7 separate regions of the Homo sapiens genome follow, and all the other regions are linked to region 2. A link is a contact called in ENCODE Hi-C or POLR2A ChIA-PET data. All regions are on one chromosome and are shown on one strand. The core of a region is the stretch at or near the end of the contact, and the rest is flanking DNA. Distances in the headings are between cores, read along the strand shown.

Region 1 (2,700 bases), core at 93-2,592, 1.2 Mb after region 2:
TACATGAGCAAGAATGATGGCTCACTCCCAGCTCAATAATCCTAAAACCACCAGCACAAACCTGTAATCCAACAAAGTCAGATCTATTGACTTATTGCAATCAAGAAGACTGCACACCAGAGGAGCTGTGGTGTGTCTCACCGTACAAAATAAAAGGTAGTTATTGTATGTTTTGGCGGGGAGAGTGAAGTTTAGGTGAAATTTAAATGAAATCTCAAAGCATAGCTGTGTGTAAAGGCATTAACATCAGGTCTGGACGAGAATTGAATGTAGGGCATGTTTCCTTGGAAACTGCAAAGTTAAGAAAATACAGAATGTTTTCAGAACCGTTTATCTGAAGCTCTACACCTGGATAGAAATTGAGGCTGCTTCTCTGCGTCAAAGAGACTTAGATCCTCCAGGCAAGGATGGGACTTTTCACTCGTTCTGATATAATTTCAAATAGCAACGTTTATGTGGACTTGAAAGAACAAGGTTTCGGCCAGACGCGGTGGCTCACACCTGTAATCGCAGCACTTTGGGAGGCGGACGCGGGCGGATCACGAGGTCAGAAAATAGAGACCATCCTGGCTAACACGGTGAAACCGTGTCTACTAAAAATACAAAAAAATTAGCCGGGCGTGGTGGCGGGCACCTGTAGTCCCAGCTACTCGGGAGGCTGAGGCACGAGAACGGCATGAACCTTGGAGGCAGAGCTTGCCTCCAAGCTCTGCCACTGTACTCCAGCCTGGGCGACAGAGCGAGACTCCGTCTCAAAAAAAAAAAAAAAAAAGAAGAAATAACAAGGTTTCTCAGTGTGTAGTAAGAATGTACTTAAGTGGTAATACTTTTCCGTTGCAGCATGTCCTAAAAGAAACATTGTTTCCTCTTAACGTCGTCTGGCTTTATTTGACTCTGTTATCCATCCAGATGAAAGGCTAGGCAGTTTGTTACTTTCTCAGCCCAAGCTAAGTTTTACCGTCTCAGCAAGAACGACTCAGTCTCTCAAATCATAGCTAATTCTCCTCTGAGGGCCTTGCTGAAGTTCTGCGTTTGCTTGCTCCGCTTTCCTCTCATTTTGGACCTCCAGCCTTCCTGTAGTCCGAGGCCCTGCACCGGGGTCAAACGCGCCTCCGGTCTTCACGTAACCGTTCAAGCATCCCTCCTTCCCAGGACACACTCAAAGCGTCAGAGCGGTCCGCTCTTCTCAAGTCCTATTGGCTCAAGTCCATGCGTCTCATGGCACTGCCGGGTGAGAGGCGGAAAAAGGCCTTCCCAGGCGCGAGAAGATGACGTCACAGTAGCCCGGCCGGGCGCCGAGGTTGCCTTAGGGCTCTCTGCCCAGTAACAGGCATCGAACGGTGCAGACTGAAGACGCCCTCCGTCAGCGACGCCGTCGCAATGGCCATTTGTCAATTCTTCCTTCAAGGCCGGTGCCGCTTTGGAGATCGGTGCTGGAACGAACATCCCGGTGCTAGGGGTGCAGGAGGAGGACGGCAGCAACCGCAGCAGCAGCCTTCAGGTGACTCTCCTCTGAATCCTCCGCGGTAACCGAGCCGGGAAGGGTCCGCCGGCGGGGACCGGGCGTCCCGCGTGTTTCCCGCTGCTGGTGACCCCAACGTGCCCGCGTCGCGGCCTTGCCGGCCCTACTGGGCCCTGCACAACGTTTTTAAACCGAGGGTTTTATCTACATATTATTCATGTGGTCCGTTTTTATTGAGCTTCTGAGGACCTGGGTTTGGGCCTGGATGCTTGTGCGAAACTGAGTTTTTAAATCGGAAGTACCTATCGAAACTACCTTGTAGGTAAATGCCGGAATTGAATATAATTTTTACTAAGTTGTTTTTTCGAGGGTGAGGCTAGCAGCTTGGGTCAGAATCAGGACTTCATTTTGGAGAAGTCGTGGACTTCTTTGAAAAAATCTAATAAAACCGGCCGGGCGGTGGCTCACGCCTGTAATCCCAGCACTTTGGGAGGCCGAGGCGGGCGGATCACGAGGTCAGGAGTTTGAGACCAGCCTGACCAACATAGTGAAACACCGTCTTTACTAAAAATACCAAAAAAAAAAAAAAAAAAAAAAATAGCCGGGCGTGGTGGCGCGCGCCTGTAATCCCAGCTACTCATGAGGCTGAGACAGGAGAATCGCTTGAACCCGGGAGGTGGAGGTTGCAGTGGGCCGAGATCGTGCCACTGCACTCCAGCCTGGGCGACAGAGCGAGACTATCAAAAAAAAAAAAAGAAAGAAAGAAAAGAAAAAAAGAAAATCTAATAAAACCTATAGAGCCATACCGCAAAAATGCACCTGCTCATAAATTTGGGGTGAAATTGGGAATGTGGGACGCCCAGTTAAGGGCTATCCGGGAGGTGAGGAAAGGAGATGCGGGGGCCACGTTGATCTAGTCCCTGGGCCTAGATCATTGTCAAAGCTTTTTATCTTCAAGGAAAGGAGAGATTAGACATGAAACCTTAGAACAACACAAGATTTTTAAAGATCGGGTTAATAATTCGGTGCTGTCTCCCTTCCTTCCCCTCCTTTAGGGCTATTCATCTGACCTTTATTTTTTTATTTTATTTTGAGACGGAGTCTTGCTCTCTCAGTCAGGCGGCTCACTGCGACCTCCGCCTCCCAGGCTCAAGCGATTCTTATGCCTCAGTCTCCCGAGTAGCTGGGATTACGGGTGCCCGCCACCATGCCCTTGATAATTTTTGTATTTTTAGTAG
Region 2 (2,700 bases), core at 138-2,637:
AAATCGAACCCTGTCTCATTCCGTAGGCTTTACTGTTTCCCTTGCTTTTAATAGTTTATCTCACAGGAGGCATTTTAAAAATATTCTCAGAAACATCAACAACAGATTTTTCTCAAGCGACCATTTTCAGGAAGGCTTCAGAAATTACTAAAAGGCCAAAGCTACCGTTAGTGGCTCAGTCTTTGCCGCCAGACTCGGGCAGGTGACAGCGGTTTGGGCTCGGGCGCCGGGCACTCTGCGCCTTCCAACGCTGGCGGCCCCGCCTCCCCTTCTCCCGGGCCAGGCACGCAGGTGGAGGAAAGTAAACACCAGTCGGAAGCAAGGTGGAAGCAGTGAGTCTCGCGACTCTCAATAAAACAAGTGGAAAAAAAAAAAAAAACAATCCTCGCACAAAGCATCTCCGTGCTCCCACAAGCAGAGGCGTGGCTGCTTGTTTCCCTTTTTAAAGGTTGTATTTTTAGTTCTTATGAAAAATGTTTTTATTGCTTACTTCTAAGTAAACATGTATCTCCATTACGATAACGTAGAGAAAAGCTCTTTTAAGAAGTAAAAAGAGAAAACTGAAGTCACGTTCACATTCCCACTACTCACTGAAACGTTTGGGGGAACTTACTCAAGTGTTTGCTAATGAGTTTTAAAGACGAGTTAGGCCCTTAACGCGTAATTGGGGTCGTGCTGTGCATATGATTTGGGATCTTGCAGCTTGTTTAACTCGGCCCAATGACGTTACCATTTCCCCCAAATGGTTACTAATTCCTTGAAAACGTTTACAAAAGTTCTAGAATAAACACTAAAGTTATTATTTTTAAACTCCATTATCCAAGTTGGACTGGTCTGGCGATCGACTGTTAAAAAAAAAAAATTACAACTTTCTTAAGCTTCCTGATCTCTGTGCCAATTCCCGGAGAAAGTGTGGGGAGTGCACAAAAAAAGCCCCTCCCCCGTCTCACGAGGGCTGCAAACGCAGGCGCTGCGCCCCGCTAGCTCCCCGCCTGCACCCCCGGCGGCCACCCGAGACTGAGCAGAGCGCCAGGCTGAGCGCGGTTGTGTGCTGGGGCGACCGGCCTCTGTGGTCCGCGTAGCACAAACGTGACCCACTGCGCACACCTGCAGGGCGCGCCCACTCCGGCACTCAACCGGCTGGGCGCGCCAGATCCCCAGTGCCGCAGCCAAGGGCCACGTTTCCAGCCCAAGGCCAGCAGGACCGGGTGGCAAAGGGAAGTCAAACTGTGGGTGCGTCCGGACGGCGGCGGGCGGCCGGACCCTCACCTGGTAGCGAGTCGCCAACTCCATTCTTCCTAACCGGGCTCCAGTCTCCTCCCAGCACGCGGCCACGGGAGCCCGGACTCACCACGGCCCGGCGCACCAAGAACGCCCCGCGCCCGAGCAGCTAGCGCGCTCCGCCCGGAGCACAGGCGGGCCCCGGGAGGGGCGCACTTGACGCCCTGGACAGGGGGAGCGCGTTGCGCTGCCCCCTCGGTGCCGCCTCACTGGGCCTCGTGGCTCCGATCACGTTCCAACTTCGCGGCCACTGACCTTGTCTTCGCAGGCGGCGCGAGAGGGGGCTGCAGTTGGGCGCGGCAAGAGCAATTACCAGTGTTAGGGCGCCGGGCTCCCCCCTGCAGCAGAGGGAGGGAGTGGAGCCGTCCGGCGGGGTTTAGCGCGGGAGAAATGAGGGGGCTGTCCCGGCGCAGCCTCCAGCTGGCACGCGCGCTGGATACTTGGCAGGGTTTATTCCAGGTCATGCCCTGGGGCGCGAGCTTCTGCTGCAACCCCTGTCTCTGATCCAGGCAAATATTGTAGGGCGGCTTTGGGGCTTGTTTTGTTTTGTTGTTGTAACGGGGCAGGGTTCTCTTTGGGAAGATTCTGTCTCCCAAAACATTTGCTACAGGGTTCACTTTGCAGAACAGGCAACCCAGGTTTCTTTACCAAGGCCCAGGTGGACAGATGCAAACCCGCCTGAAACTTTAGACGGCCATTACACAGTAGGCCTCCACACCCACCAGACAAAGAGTTTGTAGAGGTCAGGAATGCTGACTAATTTAACAGAATTGACCCCGGCATCTACTAAGCATCAGGCACTGGGCTAGTCCTAGGAACAGAAGGGTGAACAAAAACAGGCCCCTGCTCTGTTGGAGTTTACAGCCTGAGAGCCAGTTACCAACCTAATTGCATTATTCTAAATAAATACAATAATGATGCAAATAAGTGTAATAACGATGTAAATTTTATAAATTAGATTTATAATTAATATTAATTTGATACCACTATCAATGACAAATGTAATGATGATGCAAATAAATGTAAATTTGGAGCGATGATGCCATGAGAAAAAAGGCAAGTGGTATTAATGGTGGTGTGAAATAGGAAGACAATCTGATAGAGGTCAGGGAATACTTCTTAGAGTTCAGATATGAAGAGTGAGGAATTAAGTTTGTGGAAATTGTGGGAGAGTTGAAGTAGAGAGTGGGGAGAATGGTAAATGAAGTTGTCCTGAAATCACAGCAGGTTTGCTGGACAGTGTTGCACACCTATTTAGAACCGTGGTCATAGGTTTACAGTAGAGCATCCTGTACGCATAGGACCTTCTGCAGCCCCTCTCAGCTGCTTAGGATCTGACGTTCATCTTTTCTTTATTGAACGAGTGAATGAAATTTGCCAAACATTTACTCAAGCTTGAAGAGAAAACATGGAAAAGGT
Region 3 (2,700 bases), core at 147-2,646, 1.7 Mb after region 2:
TACAGATGGGGTTTTGCCATGTTGCCCAGGCTGGTCTTGAACTCCAGGCTCAAGCAATCCACTTGCCTCAGCCTCCCGAAGTGCTGAGATCATAGGCATGGGCCACCGTGCCTAGTCTATAATAAAGCTTGTTATCCGGTAGCACAAGTTTTCCTCCTCCCACTCCTTCTCCTCTTCTTTTTTTTTCTTCCTCCTCTTCCTCATGAATGCTTGTCTTTGCTCTTCCATAACATTTTGAATTAGCTTGTCAAGTTTCTCACACATACACAGAAATTTATTGAGATTTTGTTGGGAATTGCACTGGCTCTGTAGGTAGGTTTGGAGAGACTTGGCATTTTTCAGTATTGACTCTTCCAATTTATGAACATGTTACATCTTTATTTAGGTCTTCTTCAGTGTCTTCCAATGTTTTCTTCAGGCAGGTTTTGCATTTCTTTGATCGATTTATTCCTAGGTACTTGATATTTGTTTGGAGCTGTTGGAAATGGTATCTTTAAAAAAATTATCTTTTTTACTAGCATATATAAATAAATATTGATTTTTTAAAATATGATTTTTGTATCTATTAACCTTGTTAAAAACTTTTATTGTTAACAGTTTATCTGCAGATTGTTTTGAAGTGCCACAAACAATTTTTTTTTTTTTTTGAGACGGAGTTCTGCTCTTGTTGCCCAGGCTGGAGTGCAGTGGCGCGATATCAGCTCACTGCAACCTCCGCCTCCTGGGTTCAAGCAATTCTCCCGCCTCAGCTCCCCGAGAGGCTGGAATTACAGGCGTCCGCCACCTCGCCCTGCTAAGTTCGTATCTGTAGTAGAGACGGGGTTTCACCATGTTGGCCAGGCTGGTCTCGAATTCCCGACCTCAGGTGATCCTCCCGTCTTGGCCTCACAAACTGCTGGGATTACAGGCATGAGCCAACGGCGCCCGGCCTCCACGTACATAATTACATAATCTATGAAAAAATAATTTTGTTTCTTCCTATTTAATCTTCAATCCTTTTATTTTTCTTGCCTCACTCCACTGGCTAAGGACCTTTGGCTTCAATAATGGGTAGTCTCATCTGTAGCACACTTAATCATCACTAAGCTTTCCCAGCCTCAGGTCAATAGTATTAGGAGGTTGGTTCCTCACCGGAGGGTCGGGAACAAGACGCCAGAGCCCTTCTTCCAGCGCCTGCAGCGAGTTAAGGCCGAGGGTATGCCTCTGGCGGGCTCATCTTCCAACACAGAAGACCCCGCCGCCCTCTCTGGTTGCCGCGCAGCTGCGTCGTTCTGACCCAGGGTAGGTGCAGGGCGGCTGGAAGCACGTGCCGCCGCTTCCTCATTCTGGGACTACATCCCCCACAATGCCGCGCGCCGCGGGCGGCTGGCCCCCGAGTGCGGGAAGGGCCGGCAGGGAGGCGGAGCGGAAGCCGAGTGCGAGGGACGAGCGGAGTAAAATCTCCACAAGCTGGGAACAAACCTCGTCCCAACTCCCACCCACCGGCGTTTCTCCAGCTCGATCTGGAGGCTGCTTCGCCAGTGTGGGACGCAGCTGACGCCCGCTTATTAGCTCTCGCTGCGTCGCCCCGGCTCAGAAGCTCCGTGGCGGCGGCGACCGTGACGAGAAGCCCACGGCCAGGTAATGAGTAAGGGGCGAGTCCGCCAGCCGGGCCCGCACCTCTCGCGCGCCCCTCAGCCTAGCCGGCCGCTCCTCCCCCGCCGCGCCCCCGTCCCCGGTCCCCGCCCCGCTAGGGCCGCTGCTGCGGAAACCCGGCTTAGGAACGGGCCGGCAGCCTCCGGCCGCGGCCGGGAAGGCTCTTTGTCCCTTCCTTTGGGCCGCGTCTCTGCCCCTCCGCGTCTGACAGCCGCGGCGCCTCGGCTCGGGCGGAGAGCCGAGCGTGGCTGGGGCTGCGCGAGTCGAGCGGGGCGGGCTTGGTCCGGAGCTGCGGGATGTAGATCCCGGGCGGCACCGCACTCACTTCTTTTTCTGTTTTTGACAGCTCAGTTCTCTTCTACTTTGGGAGAGAGAGAAAGTCAGATGCCCCTTTTAAACTCCCTCTTCAAAACTCATCTCCTGGGTGACTGGTAAGGATGAACTTAAACTGCCGTGTTGATTGTTGACTGTGACGGTAATGAGAATGGCTCAGCCAGCTAGGGTTCGAATCCTGCCTGGGTTTCTCTCACTGCCTGCCTTGGTGATCTTGGTTACTTAAAGGCTCTAAGCTTGAGTTTTCTCATCCATCAAAACACACACCTGTAAGTGGTTAGAATTAGGAATATAGACCTATAACGTCATTAGTTCTTCATTTGATGAAAAGATCCTTTGTGATACTTTCATTAGCTATGACTGAAGTGACCGAAGTGGCCTCTGGACTTGAGTTTTGTGCTTTTGTTTGTTTAATCATCCTGGGTTGTGTGTTCTTCACTTTATCTTAAACCTAACCAAAGGATTCATTAAAATATGCCGTCTTCCTAATTTTTGCTGTTTTAAGATGGCTGAGAATGTTCTTAGGAAATTGATGACTCTGCTTTTCTGTGGATCAGCTTCAGAGGTACAAGTATTCACCTCTCCCCTCCCCCTCAGGTGTGTCCTTTGGGAATCCTTAGAGGCGCTAAGTGTTTGTTTCGTCAGAGTAGGCATCCAGGTATTTTACAGTCCTGCCTCTGGGCTTCACCATATTTAACCTGGGTCAACTTTTTTCTACATCTGTCTGCATCT
Region 4 (2,700 bases), core at 50-2,549, 1.7 Mb before region 2:
GGAATTTTCACTACATGCTTTTTGATCTTAAAAATAAATTTTTTAAAATCTATCTTTATTAATTGTGGTAAAAAACTTAACATACAATTTACCATCCTAACCATTTGTAAGTGTTTACACTTACAAATTTTAAGTTCAATAGTATTAAATATATTTACATTATTGTACAGTCTCCAAGTGTTTTCATCTTGTAAACTGAAACTCTATATCCATTAAACAACTCTCATTTCTCCTTCCCCCAAGCCCCTGGCAACTACCATTCTAAGTATCATTTATGTGAGTTTGACTACTCCAGATACCTCAGGTAAGTTGAATCATCCAGTATTTGTCTTTTTGTTTCTTTGGTGTGTTTTCCAAGCTTAATTGAAACTTAATTAGGATGAAGCCAAGTTACCCTCCATCATGTATCATCTGTCTATTCAGTACAATGCACTGTGCTAATTTAATGACCCCCTTAACTTAATTACATGATTATCTTTTATTCATAATTTAATGCTATTAACCTAATGAGGTAGGTTATGCACACACACTTTACAGATGAGGAAACTGAGACTTTGCGAGGTGAAACATCTTGTCAATGGTCATAAATCTAATAAGCAGTGGGGCTGCTGATTGCAACTTTATCTATCTTCAAAGCACAGTCTTTTTAACATACCTGTATGCTTTTTGAGATATTTAAAGTTTTTAGGGGATTTCAGCCATCTACATATTTTAAGCAACTCATAGAGTGTTTTGTTTTTGCCTTTGATGGTTAATGTGACCTGGGTTCCTCCTTTTTTTTAAAATAAACTACTTTATTCTAAACCATGTCTCAAGGTATTATTCTATTCTATGTCATGAGGTTTATTCTAACACATGTCCCATAAGCCCACAGAATACCAGTTACCTTCCCTTTATTTAAGCAGGGCTTGATTTGTTAAGCAGCTGGTTTGTTACATTTTTCTGGAAATTATACAACTTCCTAGTGTGTAGCACATATCAATAGTGAAAGGAATATTATTTTTAAAAAATCAGCACTTACATTTGTGGAAGTGAGCCCAAGCTTCTTCAGTTCAGACACATGGTTTTAGTGAATAGAAGTCACTCTACCAAACCCGGGTACTCTTCAAACATGCCTTGCTCCGTATGCAGGCAGGCAACTGCACCCCTGCTTCCTGAGCCACCTGGGACTTGAAGTTCTACCACTGTGGCTCCAAAGCTGCCCAACTAGAAACCCCAAAAGGCAAGAGAACTACGATACCCACAATTCAGGCTCCTCACCCGAAACCAGAAGAGGGCGTATGGCTAGAGTTTCACCCTAAGAAGAAAGGGGAAGCAGGTGGAAAAGCAATTAAAAAAAAATCAGGTGAGTATATCTAAGAACCATCTGTAAATATAATCTTATTTCCATGAAAGGAAATAAAAGTGGTTTAATGTTTGCCAGGGAGTAAGAAGGCACCCTCAGTGTTAGCAATAAGTAAAAAATATTTATGCAAGCAAATCCTCATGCAGCTGGAACTTGCCCCACCAGATTCTCTTTCGGTGATTCAGAGCTGAAGGTGCCTCACTGCCCTGTGGAACAGGTGAATAAAGCCTTCCCAGGTGAGTGACAGTGTCTAACTAGTTCCCCCTTTCCCTCTACATCAGCACTGTGATTGTCACTCAAAGACATAGACATATAGACATAATGGAGACCTTTTGGCATTTCATCTTCTAAAATGCTCTGGATTTTTAAGATAACACTTTAAAATGTGCCTTTTAAAATATAAGCAAGAATAAAGTTTTCTTGATATTTTCTTCCATTTTACTTTCCATTTCTGTGTTTTGTGTTTTCCTTCTGTGTATTTTGTTCAAAATTCAAGAAAGAGAAAATTAGGGGAAAGGGGAAAAAAGGTAAAACTTAGTGAAATGAAATGTGCAATAATTGTTTCACATTTTTTTCCAACATCAGCAACAGAGAATGTTTAAAACAAATGTGTTTCTCTATTTGTTCATACAGCATCTCTCTCTAGCCTATTATCTCCTGTTAGACACAGCCCAGAAAATGAATAGAGACAAGTCCTGGCTGGGTCTGGGTTCAGAAACATAATAGAAGGATTCATCTAATGTAAGTAGATGGCAGAATGGTGACAAAGAAAAAGTTTCCTTTCCCTTTTCTGCACTTTCTCTCCTACTGTTCTAACCACCCCTTCCTCCCTGATGCATCCCTGGCTTCATGCTGCCAGATCACCTAATCCACCCAGATTCCCTTTGAAGTTTCCCCTTGACTCATCCCACAATCCAAACTGAGCTGTTCTGTTTCTTTTTGTCACAGGTTCCTCAACTCTCTACTAGAACCTAGCTTTCCTTTATGTCATTATATTATTTCCAAAACAAATGGTTCTTAATTTCCCCAAACCCTACAGAGGGCATTCTGCATGGCATTTCTCCTCCCTGAAACCATTTTTGCTCATCTTGAAATGTTCAGAGATTTCATTTTTTCCAAAGCTCAATGAAAAACACTCTTCAAGATGTCCTTCTCAGTTTGTCTTAATCTGAGTTATTCTCTTCCTCCTAATCAATTTCATAATATTGCATCTGCTCCTCTCATAACACATTGTATATCTCATTTCATTGGTTTACATGGGTGTGTGTGTACCTATGCAGTCTTACATTCCTATTTGAAGGCAAGGCCTCATTGTATCCCTACTTCATTAACTCATTAATGTACAAGTAGATGTT
Region 5 (2,700 bases), core at 81-2,580, 1.7 Mb before region 2:
AGGGCATGTGATATGTGGGTATGGAGGAGAGTAGTGGAAAGAGAAGCAAACCATTACCAAAGAGATATTGATCAAAGCAATGTTTTATCCCCTTTCATGGGAGCTGGGAAAACCAGGCACTAAACTGGTGCCTAAGTAAAGTCCCAGGGGCTTTTCTGAACCAGAATTAGGCATCAGATCCACAGACAGCATGGGAGATCATAGAGGGATAAAGAGCCAAGCATATCATGCTAGTCCAGGATATAAACAATGAACAGAACAGGACTGCCAAAAACTAGAGTTTAATGGATGTTGGTCTCCTAGTGGGCAAGAGAAGATGAAAGGGGATCAATTGGCCAATGTAAACATTTAAGGCTTACCAGACAAGTAAACATTTTGTCCAGGCTCCACCCTTTGATTATTCAATTGTATCTTGATAAGCTCCTGGTCTGCCCCTGGTCCAAGCCTCCATTCTGGAGCTCTCCTTTTAGATCTCAGCCTCGCCTATAATTTCTTCTGTCGCTTTCTAACAAGGCAAGATTTTTACAGGGTTATCAATTTATAAGCCAAAATTACTTGTATATTTTCTAATTAATTCAATCTAAAGAATAAATCCCATGCACCACAAGGAGACTTGATGTAGAACAATTCCTTCAAATCAGAGACAGAATAGGACTAAAAAATAATAATAGTAACTTGAATTGGCAAAACAATGAAGACTCAATGAAAAAGAGAGATCCACCAAGGATGCCTAACAAATCTTTTATCCACAGAAGAGTGGTGCTGAGACTGTGCAGAGAGAAAGGCTTGTCTAAGTTAATGTTACAAAATACTTCTCAAAATGTAAAGGTCTATGTAAATATAATATTTTATGCGAGTGTATTATTCAGCTGCCAGTATGTAAGGAGAATGGCAATAATAGTAATTTGAATTTATGGAGGGCCTATCATCTTAGACACTTGTGCTTTTGAAAGCCAGCTTATTAATCCTCAGGACTATCTCAGGAGAAAAGCAGCCAATGTTATTAGCTCCATTTGCAGATAAGAAATTGAGACAGACACAGATTATGTGGTTCATACAAGGCTTGCACAAGAAATCTGTGAGGAGAAGGAAAAATTATTAGCTACTAAGGTAGAAATGTGATCCACAGATAAAGAGTTGGCAAGGTTTGATCTTCTCCTGTTCATACTCATGGAAAAAGTAAGCATTGTCCTAGCCAAAGCTATCTAAAGCAATATTATGTATATTACATGGAGAAGGGACCTGGTGTGTGTGATAGTACTGGAGGCTTCAGTTCAACCCAGAAGAAAGCAGCGAAGCACTCAGCTTGCCTTGATTGGCAGAATGGATGCCTTGGCAACCACTTGGCCTGAAACCAACCTGCCCTCTCCAACACCACTATCCTCCACCCACACCCTTGTCACATAATCATCAGGAAGGCATGCTCTGAAATAAGGATGAAATGACAGAATAAGGAAGTCTTCAAATGAAACAGGAAGCACACAGAGAGAGCAGAGCACTTACTAACATGAAATTAGAAACCAAAGTGAATGAAGAGGAACTCACAGAGGTGAGTCAAAGAGTACAGAGTCATTCAAAAATGTTGATGAAGAATTCACTTTAAATCTTTACCTTTTTCTTGTTCTTAAAGTTAAGAAAAACTTATTTTTAAAGTAAAAACAGATATCTTAAAAATAAATTTAAACAATAAAATTAAATGTTCTATAAAATGAATCAATCAGAAAGTAGTGAGTTATACATGCTTTTATAAAGGAAAACGACCTTGCAAACCAAGTTTTAAGGCTCAAATGAATTAGCCAAATCCTATACAATTATTAACAAGATAGAGAATAAAGATAAACAAGTGGCTATACCATTATGTGTGTGTGTGTGTGTGTGTACATATGTATGTATATATACATACATATATATGTATTTCCTTTTACAGATGAAGATAAATAAAATTCATAATAAAATATTTATTCACAATAAACACCTAGGAGTGTGTGGGAATAACAGTTTTATTGGGGAAAGGAAATACAGGGGCTAACTGAAAAAACACGAAGAATCTTTTAAAAGATTACTAGATTACTAGATTTAAAAGATTAGTAGATTTAAAAGATTTAAAAGATTACTAGATTACTAGAAATGGACAGTTATAGATAAAGAGATAACAGTTATATCCCTCATTAACAAACACTATTAAGTTATACTTCAAAATACTGATAAATACCAAAGAAAACACACGATGACTTCCAAGGAAAAAAGAGGTTACTGGGAGACCTTTGATATCAGTATTTCCTACCAATTTACTGGTCATAACGACAAATCCTGGAAGAGAAAGTAAATTGTTGTCAAAATTTAACAGGCAAGAGTGCGTAGGTTAATTACAGGAAGTTTTTAGTTTAGGAAACTGCCAAACTCATCACAAGACATGAGAGACAGAGTGATGTAATTACCTAAGAAGGGGGATGAAGTAATGCACTCAACCATCAGCACCTGATTTCTTTTTTTGCTGGAGCCAGAAGAAATCTTTTCACTGATGCACAGTCAGATACCTGAGATATCCCCCACAACCCCAGCTAGAAACATGGGTGCTATCTAATCCTGGAAGTTTCTAAGAGCCATTCAATATTTTCATGCCTATTCTCTGCTTCCAGGCAGGGTGGATATCCAGTAAGAATACCTGAGTACCATACACTGGCCAGCATCCATTCTGAC
Region 6 (2,700 bases), core at 81-2,580, 1.6 Mb after region 2:
ACTGACAAACGTTCCAGTACATTTAAGCTGGGGATATCGTATTCTTTGTGATGTTTGTATTTCTCCGACCCCAAATATATTAATAAAAACTTTTTTCTGAGCCCTCTTCGGTGGGGGATAGAGTGAGAAGAGAAATGGGAGAGGGCCTGTTAATTTTCAGGTCATCTTTTAAGTTACAGAACAGTATATACTGACTAGTTATCTTAAAAATACTGAGCCAATGAATTCGTTCAGCTATGTAAGATTAAAGAAAGACAGATTTTTTTTTTTTTACCGTAAAAACCTGTAAAGGAGTGGTCAGTTTTTAGATGAAAGGTCATAGGAAGAAGAGCATTAAAAGTTGAGATATAAAGAAGAGAAAAAACCCAACATCGAGGAATTAGAAAAATAAGGCGTGACAGCATTTCCACATTCATTTCGAAGTGAAAGGAAAGTCGAAGGGACATTAAGGGAAAAGGGCTCCTTGCGTAGTTTCCCCTCACAGCTCTCGTCTTAAGAACGCTTAAGGGTCGGTGCGGTCGTTGACTAACCACTTCATTAGGCTCGTCCCACCTTCAACCTCAAGGCTTTCGCCTTTTTAGACGCAACGCCGCCGGTTCCAACAGAGACGCGGCCGCTCACTGAAATAGAGAGCCAAGGAGACACAGGCCCCAGCTAGTCCCACGCCAGCTTCTCCCCGCCCGGAAAGCAGCCCCGCGCACTTTCGATCCCGAGACCCTCTACGATGCTCGGGGTCGCCAGAAATGCCACCGCAGGAAGCACCTACCACTATCCGGACGGAGGGGAGCTCCCTGCCGCCTCCTCCCGCCCAACCGCGACGGGGACCCACACCTCGGAGCAGACATAAGGAAGCCTCAGGGGTGGGGAGAAGGGAGGAAGCAATGCGGGGGCGGGGAGGGAAGAGGACCCAGAAGTCCAGGTATCAGTCAGCCTCCAAAAAAGGGGGAGGGGTGTTATCCGTGGTGTTTGGGGAAGGAGTGGAACCCAGAAGCCATCTTGGGATGGGAGGAATCAATCGCGATGGCTCCAGAGGTTGCTCCTCGCGGGACTACCCGCAACCCCGCCCGACCGCGCTTGTTCCCGTGAAACCCCGAGCATTGGGCCGCCGCCTAGACGGCTCCCGCGGCTTTGTACTCACTCTGCCCTCGAAGTTGTTTTCCTCCACATCACTCATGTCGACGAGGCGCTCCCCAGAACTAAATAAGAGACAAGTCTCGGCTCGAGGGCCGATGGCCTAATTAACCCGCTGACTGGACCGTGGGGAAGAGGAAAGAGTCGGCAACCACAGCCGCTCCACTCCACTCCCACTCGGTCGCAGGCTCCAGCAAAATGGCGCCGGCGCCGCCAGAAATCTCCTGGCCTCCTCAGAGCACGACGTAAAGGGGGCGGGCGTCTCTGTGACGTCACGAGGCTCCACCTCCCGCGAGGCTTTGTGTCGGCTGGGCCTGGAGCGAGGGTGGAGGTTGGCGGGCGGCCTGCGCTCTCAACCTGGGCGCCTTGGAATCGCGGTCCCGTGCTGTCCTCCAAACTTCAGACTCACCTCGGACGCGTCAACCTCTTTGAAGACTTTTCAGTCGCCAGATGAGCCTTATATGACCTTAGCCCCTTTAAATATTGTCCAAGTGGATTCTGATGTAAGGGAACAAAACATTGGAAGCGTTTTTTTATGTTTGTTTATTTTTTGAGTCAGGGTCTCGCTCTGTCACCCAAGCTGAAGTGCAGTGAAGCGATCACTGCTCACCACAGCCTCAAACTCCCGGGCTCAGACGATCCTCCCACCTCAGGCTCCCGCGCGCGCCACCACGCCCGGCTAATTTTTTTCTTTTTTGGGACGGAGTCTCACTCTGTTGCCCAGGCTGAAGTGCAGTGGCGCTATCTAGGTTCATTGCAACCTCCACCTCGCAGGTTCAAGCAATTCTCCTGCCTCAGCCTCCCCAGTAGCTGGGATTACAGGCATGCACCACCACGCCCGGCTAATTTTTGTATTTTTAGCAGAGACGGGGGTTTCACCATGTTGGACAGGCTGGTCTCAAACTCCTGACCTCAGGTGATTTGCCCGCCTGGGCCTCTCAAAGTGCTGAGATTGCAAGGGTGAACCACCGTACCCGGCCCACCCGGCTAATTTTTGTGTGTTTTGCAGAGATGGGGTTTTGACATGCTGCCCAGGCTGGTCTCGAATTTGTGGACTCAAGCGATCTGCTCGCCTCGGCCTCCCAAAGTGCTGAGATTACAGGCCTGAGCCACCGCGCCCGGCTGGAATCGTGTATATATAACAGGCTTTTGGGGGGCACGTTGTCAGCTGACTGTATTACTTTTCTTCCATATTTGCCCTGTGTAATGTCGACGTAGTACATGCACAGATGAGGTTATGATGCAAAGCCGCTGCTCCTTGCCTCGTGTCCCTGCTCCAGTTCCCCCTCCTAGAGACAGCCGTGTAGTTTTTTTTTTATAATGCTTAGCTCCCTACTAGTTTTTTTGACTTAGATATTTCCATAAAGCTTCACAGTGAAGACCTCCCAAATCTGTCAACTTGGTTCCCAATCATAGTAATAATCTCTGAGATGAGTTTTACTTGTGTAATGCAACTTTAAAAATTAGTTTCATCTTAAATTTTTTTCCTACAGTGCTTTGTAGTAAAAAGATTGACATAGACTTTCAACTATAGTTCTATGGTAGGAAAGTTCATCTGGCATTATTATG
Region 7 (2,700 bases), core at 201-2,700, 1.6 Mb before region 2:
AATTTTCCAGCTGGGTTCCTGCTTTGCTTAACTAATCCTGTGCACCCCGTTGTGCGGTCCACACCTGAAAGGGGGAGTTTCGATGTTGTGGTTTATTAACCAGGTACTTTCCATTCACTCAGTCAACAGAAAGAAAGAGAGAGACCGCGCCTCCTACTTTTTTTTTTTTTTTTTTTTTAACTACAAATAAGGAGACGGAAACTATTAAATAAGAAGGGGGGAAACTCCCGCATATTTCACCTTGACCTGGCTGGACTGGTCTGCTGCCTCTAAGAGGCGGGTGTTGTATTAAAATGAGAGGTCAAACTCCTCGAATGGGAATCGCTCCTGCCCCTAGAGGGAAAAGAGAACCATCACCGTGTTAAACTGGAAACACTGCCTTGTTTCCAATGCGGGGGACTGAGTTCCCTCCCTCGACTTAGCGTGGTAATGACAGGACCCGAGGAGGCGCGCTGCTTCCGGGCAGTTGCCCAGCATAACACCCGCACCCTACTTGCACCTAAATTTCTGAGCTGCAAGCAGGCAGAAGTGCCTTCCACTTTCTCTCCTTAGCTCCCCTCTCCCCGCTTTGCTGCTGTCTGTAACTTTTTGTTCCGTTTACTGGGAAGGTGACGCTTAAGATCAAAAGACCCACTGTAACTTGCAAAAGCCCAGAGCCACCACCAGACGCTGGGGAAAAACAGGGCTGTCCAGTCCAGGGTTAAGGTTTTGAGCAGAGAAGGAGCAGCGAGAAATCTCGGCCAGTCGCTCCGGGAACAGCCCCTGCAGACTGGTCCAACTCTCCAAAGGCTAGGGACACCGGGGCAGCCTTGTGGTGGGGTAGAGGACGAGCTCCTAACTGCAAGCAAAGTGCTGAGTAGAGGGCGTTGGGGGCAGGGGAGGTCCCTTGACTCCACTTTGTATGCAGCAGCTGCGGGGCAGTGAGTATCTCCGAACAAAGCGGCGAGCAGCGCGGGGGTGAGAGATTGGGGTTTGCTCGCAGCTGCCGCTGGCGCTGAGCGAGTCTCCCACCACCCCCGCGAGCGTTGGGGTGCAAGGATTCGGGGGAGGAGGGAGAAGGGAACGAGGCGTGCCATTCCTGTTGCGCGGCTACGCTTCAGGAGTTCTTGTGAACGATGGGAATGGCAACTATCAGAGCCAAGGGGGAAAAGAAAGAGCTGGAGTGAGCAAAACAAAGAGCGAGTGTGGGCCGCGGTGACTTCATGCCTCACCAATGTCCCGCCCACGCTGCTCCGAGCTGTTACTGCTGCTCCTGCCCGGGCTGCAGCCGCGCCTGCGGGCAGCCGAGGCGAGGCGCTCCGGTAGCGTGGGGAGGTTTCCTAGCAACTCTCTGCCCTGAGTGCACCCGGCTACCCGCAGGTCTGGAGCCCCCCGGGGGGCCAGAGCAGGACCACCCCTCTCCCGCCCATCGCCGGCCTCGCCTCTCTCGCATCCTAGCCGTGTGCACCCCAGAGCGCGCCAGCAACTCGGGCTCTGGACTGCGGGACGCCTGAGCCGCGCACTGAGGCGAAAAGGACAAGGGCACGCAGCCCCCGCCCCGCGAAGCCGGGCTCCGGCACCTCGCGGAACCTCCCCTCCTGCGCTCGCAGCCGCAGGCCCCACTCCCCGCCAGGGAGGGAGCGGCGATGCCTCGCTCTGTGCCTGCGGGTGTCGGCGGGTGCTTCTAGGGCGCTCCCAGAGCCGCCTCCCCCTGTTGCTGGCATCCCGAGCTTCCTCCCTTGCCAGCCAGGACGCTGCCGACTTGTCTTTGCCCGCTGCTCCGCAGACGGGGCTGCAAAGCTGCAACTAATGGTGTTGGCCTCCCTGCCCACCTGTGGAAGCAACTGCGCTGATTGATGCGCCACAGACTTTTTTCCCCTCGACCTCGCCGGCGTCCCCTCCCACAGATCCAGCATCACCCAGTGAATGTACATTAGGGTGGTTTCCCCCCCAGCTTCGGGCTTTGTTTGGGTTTGATTGTGTTTGGCTCTTCGCTAAGCTGATTTATGCAGCAGAAGCCCCACCGGCTGGAGAGAAACAAAAGCTCTTTTCTTTGTCCCGGAGCAGGCTGCGGAGCCCTTGCAGAGCCCTCTCTCCAGTCGCCGCCGGGGCCCTTGGCCGTCGAAGGAGGTGCTTCTCGCGGAGACCGCGGGACCCGCCGTGCCGAGCCGGGAGGGCCGCAGGGGCCCTGAGATGCCGAGCGGTGCCCGGGCCCGCTTACCTGCACCGCTTGCTCCGAGCCGCGGGGTCCGCCTGCTAGGCCTGCGGAAAACGTCCTAGCGACACTCGGCCCGCGGGCCCCGAGGTGCGCCCGGGAGGCGCGAGCCCGCGTCCGGAAGGCAGTCAGGCGGCGGGCGCGGGGCGGGCTGTTTTGCATTATGTGCGGCTCGGCCCTGGCTTTTTTTACCGCTGCATTTGTCTGCCTGCAAAACGACCGGCGAGGTCCCGCCTCGTTCCTCTGGGCAGCCTGGGTGTTTTCACTTGTTCTTGGACTGGGCCAAGGTGGTAAGTTGTTTTGTTTTGTTTTGTTTTCTTCTCTTCCCCAAAGGTCTTGGGCTGGCACGAAGAGCTGCCCGGCCAGAGCATCCCGGCCAGGTAAGTTGCGGTCATCAGAGAACTTCAAGGGGGCGGGTGCGGGGCAGCGTCCTCCAGCACAGATGGCCTAGAGGCCAGGTGTCAAGCATTTCTGCCCTGGAGCGACAGCAAGGACTAATTATCAGA

What was found. Hi-C counts contacts between places; a loop is a spot of excess contacts on that map. ChIA-PET counts read pairs that join two places held with the same protein, here RNA polymerase II (POLR2A). Pooled maps may share reads with other maps.
Region 1: a pooled map shows a loop between it and region 2 (6-fold over the local background). The contact joins the promoter of NUP42 here to the promoter of CDCA7L in region 2. A Hi-C loop is called at or near these places in 3 of 37 single-sample maps with no recorded cell type and 6 of 50 pooled maps. POLR2A ChIA-PET finds 5 or more read pairs at or near these places in 1 of 52 experiments (activated CD4-positive, alpha-beta T cell).
Region 3: a loop to region 2 is called in a map of B cell, with 12 times the contacts of the local background. The contact joins the promoter of CCDC126 here to the promoter of CDCA7L in region 2. A Hi-C loop is called at or near these places in 2 of 168 maps with a recorded cell type or tissue (B cell and PC-9), 2 of 37 single-sample maps with no recorded cell type and 11 of 50 pooled maps. POLR2A ChIA-PET finds 5 or more read pairs at or near these places in 2 of 52 experiments (GM10248 and activated B cell).
Region 4: a map of OCI-LY7 shows a loop between it and region 2 (4-fold over the local background). The contact joins the promoter of GIRGL here to the promoter of CDCA7L in region 2. A Hi-C loop is called at or near these places in 1 of 168 maps with a recorded cell type or tissue (OCI-LY7), 3 of 37 single-sample maps with no recorded cell type and 3 of 50 pooled maps. POLR2A ChIA-PET finds 5 or more read pairs at or near these places in 1 of 52 experiments (common myeloid progenitor, CD34-positive).
Region 5: a loop to region 2 is called in a map with no recorded cell type, with 6 times the contacts of the local background. The contact joins the enhancer-like site here to the promoter of CDCA7L in region 2. A Hi-C loop is called at or near these places in 2 of 37 single-sample maps with no recorded cell type and 2 of 50 pooled maps. POLR2A ChIA-PET finds 5 or more read pairs at or near these places in 1 of 52 experiments (common myeloid progenitor, CD34-positive).
Region 6: a loop to region 2 is called in a pooled map, with 17 times the contacts of the local background. The contact joins the promoter of TRA2A here to the promoter of CDCA7L in region 2. A Hi-C loop is called at or near these places in 3 of 37 single-sample maps with no recorded cell type and 9 of 50 pooled maps. POLR2A ChIA-PET finds 5 or more read pairs at or near these places in 1 of 52 experiments (Panc1).
Region 7: a loop to region 2 is called in a pooled map, with 6 times the contacts of the local background. The contact joins the promoter of ITGB8 here to the promoter of CDCA7L in region 2. A Hi-C loop is called at or near these places in 1 of 37 single-sample maps with no recorded cell type and 6 of 50 pooled maps. POLR2A ChIA-PET finds 5 or more read pairs at or near these places in 1 of 52 experiments (MCF 10A).

The regions. Positions count from the first base shown.
Region 1 is chr7:23,180,706-23,183,405 of GRCh38, forward strand. It overlaps NUP42 (nucleoporin 42), which reads left to right and starts at 1,343. Exons shown (of 7, transcript NM_007342.3): 1 at 1,343-1,501. The coding sequence starts at 1,381. RefSeq lists enhancers at 938-1,537, 1,638-1,707.
Region 2 is chr7:21,944,512-21,947,211 of GRCh38, forward strand. CDCA7L (cell division cycle associated 7 like) reads right to left here and starts at 1,388. Exons shown (of 10, transcript NM_018719.5): 1 at 1,270-1,388. The coding sequence starts at 1,293. RefSeq lists a silencer at 1,007-1,056 and enhancers at 1,197-1,346, 1,342-2,052, 1,737-1,986.
Region 3 is chr7:23,595,986-23,598,685 of GRCh38, forward strand. CCDC126 (coiled-coil domain containing 126) reads left to right here and starts at 1,397. Exons shown (of 4, transcript NM_138771.4): 1 at 1,397-1,620; 2 at 1,982-2,066. LOC105375187 (a long non-coding RNA gene) reads right to left here and starts at 1,340. Exons shown (of 2, transcript XR_927098.2): 1 at 1,132-1,340. RefSeq lists a silencer at 1,639-1,878.
Region 4 is chr7:20,216,278-20,218,977 of GRCh38, forward strand. It overlaps GIRGL (glutamine insufficiency regulator of glutaminase lncRNA), which reads left to right and starts at 1,300. Exons shown (of 4, transcript NR_134569.1): 1 at 1,300-1,345; 2 at 1,979-2,086. It overlaps MACC1 (MET transcriptional regulator MACC1), which reads right to left and starts at 1,107. Exons shown (of 7, transcript NM_182762.4): 1 at 1,022-1,107. RefSeq lists an enhancer at 932-2,131.
Region 5 is chr7:20,198,166-20,200,865 of GRCh38, forward strand. The region is part of intron 1 of MACC1 (MET transcriptional regulator MACC1); the gene reads right to left. Among named protein-coding and RNA genes, the nearest start is that of MACC1, 18 kb to the right of the region's middle. RefSeq lists enhancers at 1,186-1,235, 1,266-1,365. Within about 2 kb of position 1,331, at least 14 of the 41 ENCODE cell types and tissues checked have a DNase peak (open chromatin) inside an H3K27ac peak, as active enhancers do.
Region 6 is chr7:23,530,651-23,533,350 of GRCh38, forward strand. TRA2A (transformer 2 alpha homolog) reads right to left here and starts at 1,331. Exons shown (of 8, transcript NM_013293.5): 1 at 1,139-1,331. The coding sequence starts at 1,174. RefSeq lists enhancers at 389-959, 960-1,529, 1,071-1,120, 1,141-1,190, 1,201-1,420 and 3 more.
Region 7 is chr7:20,329,450-20,332,149 of GRCh38, forward strand. It overlaps ITGB8 (integrin subunit beta 8), which reads left to right and starts at 1,451. Exons shown (of 14, transcript NM_002214.3): 1 at 1,451-2,484. The coding sequence starts at 2,358. ITGB8-AS1 (ITGB8 antisense RNA 1) reads right to left here and starts at 2,313. Exons shown (of 3, transcript NR_110120.1): 1 at 2,201-2,313; 2 at 1-64. RefSeq lists enhancers at 72-684, 772-841, 942-1,231 and silencers at 1,312-1,701, 2,172-2,411.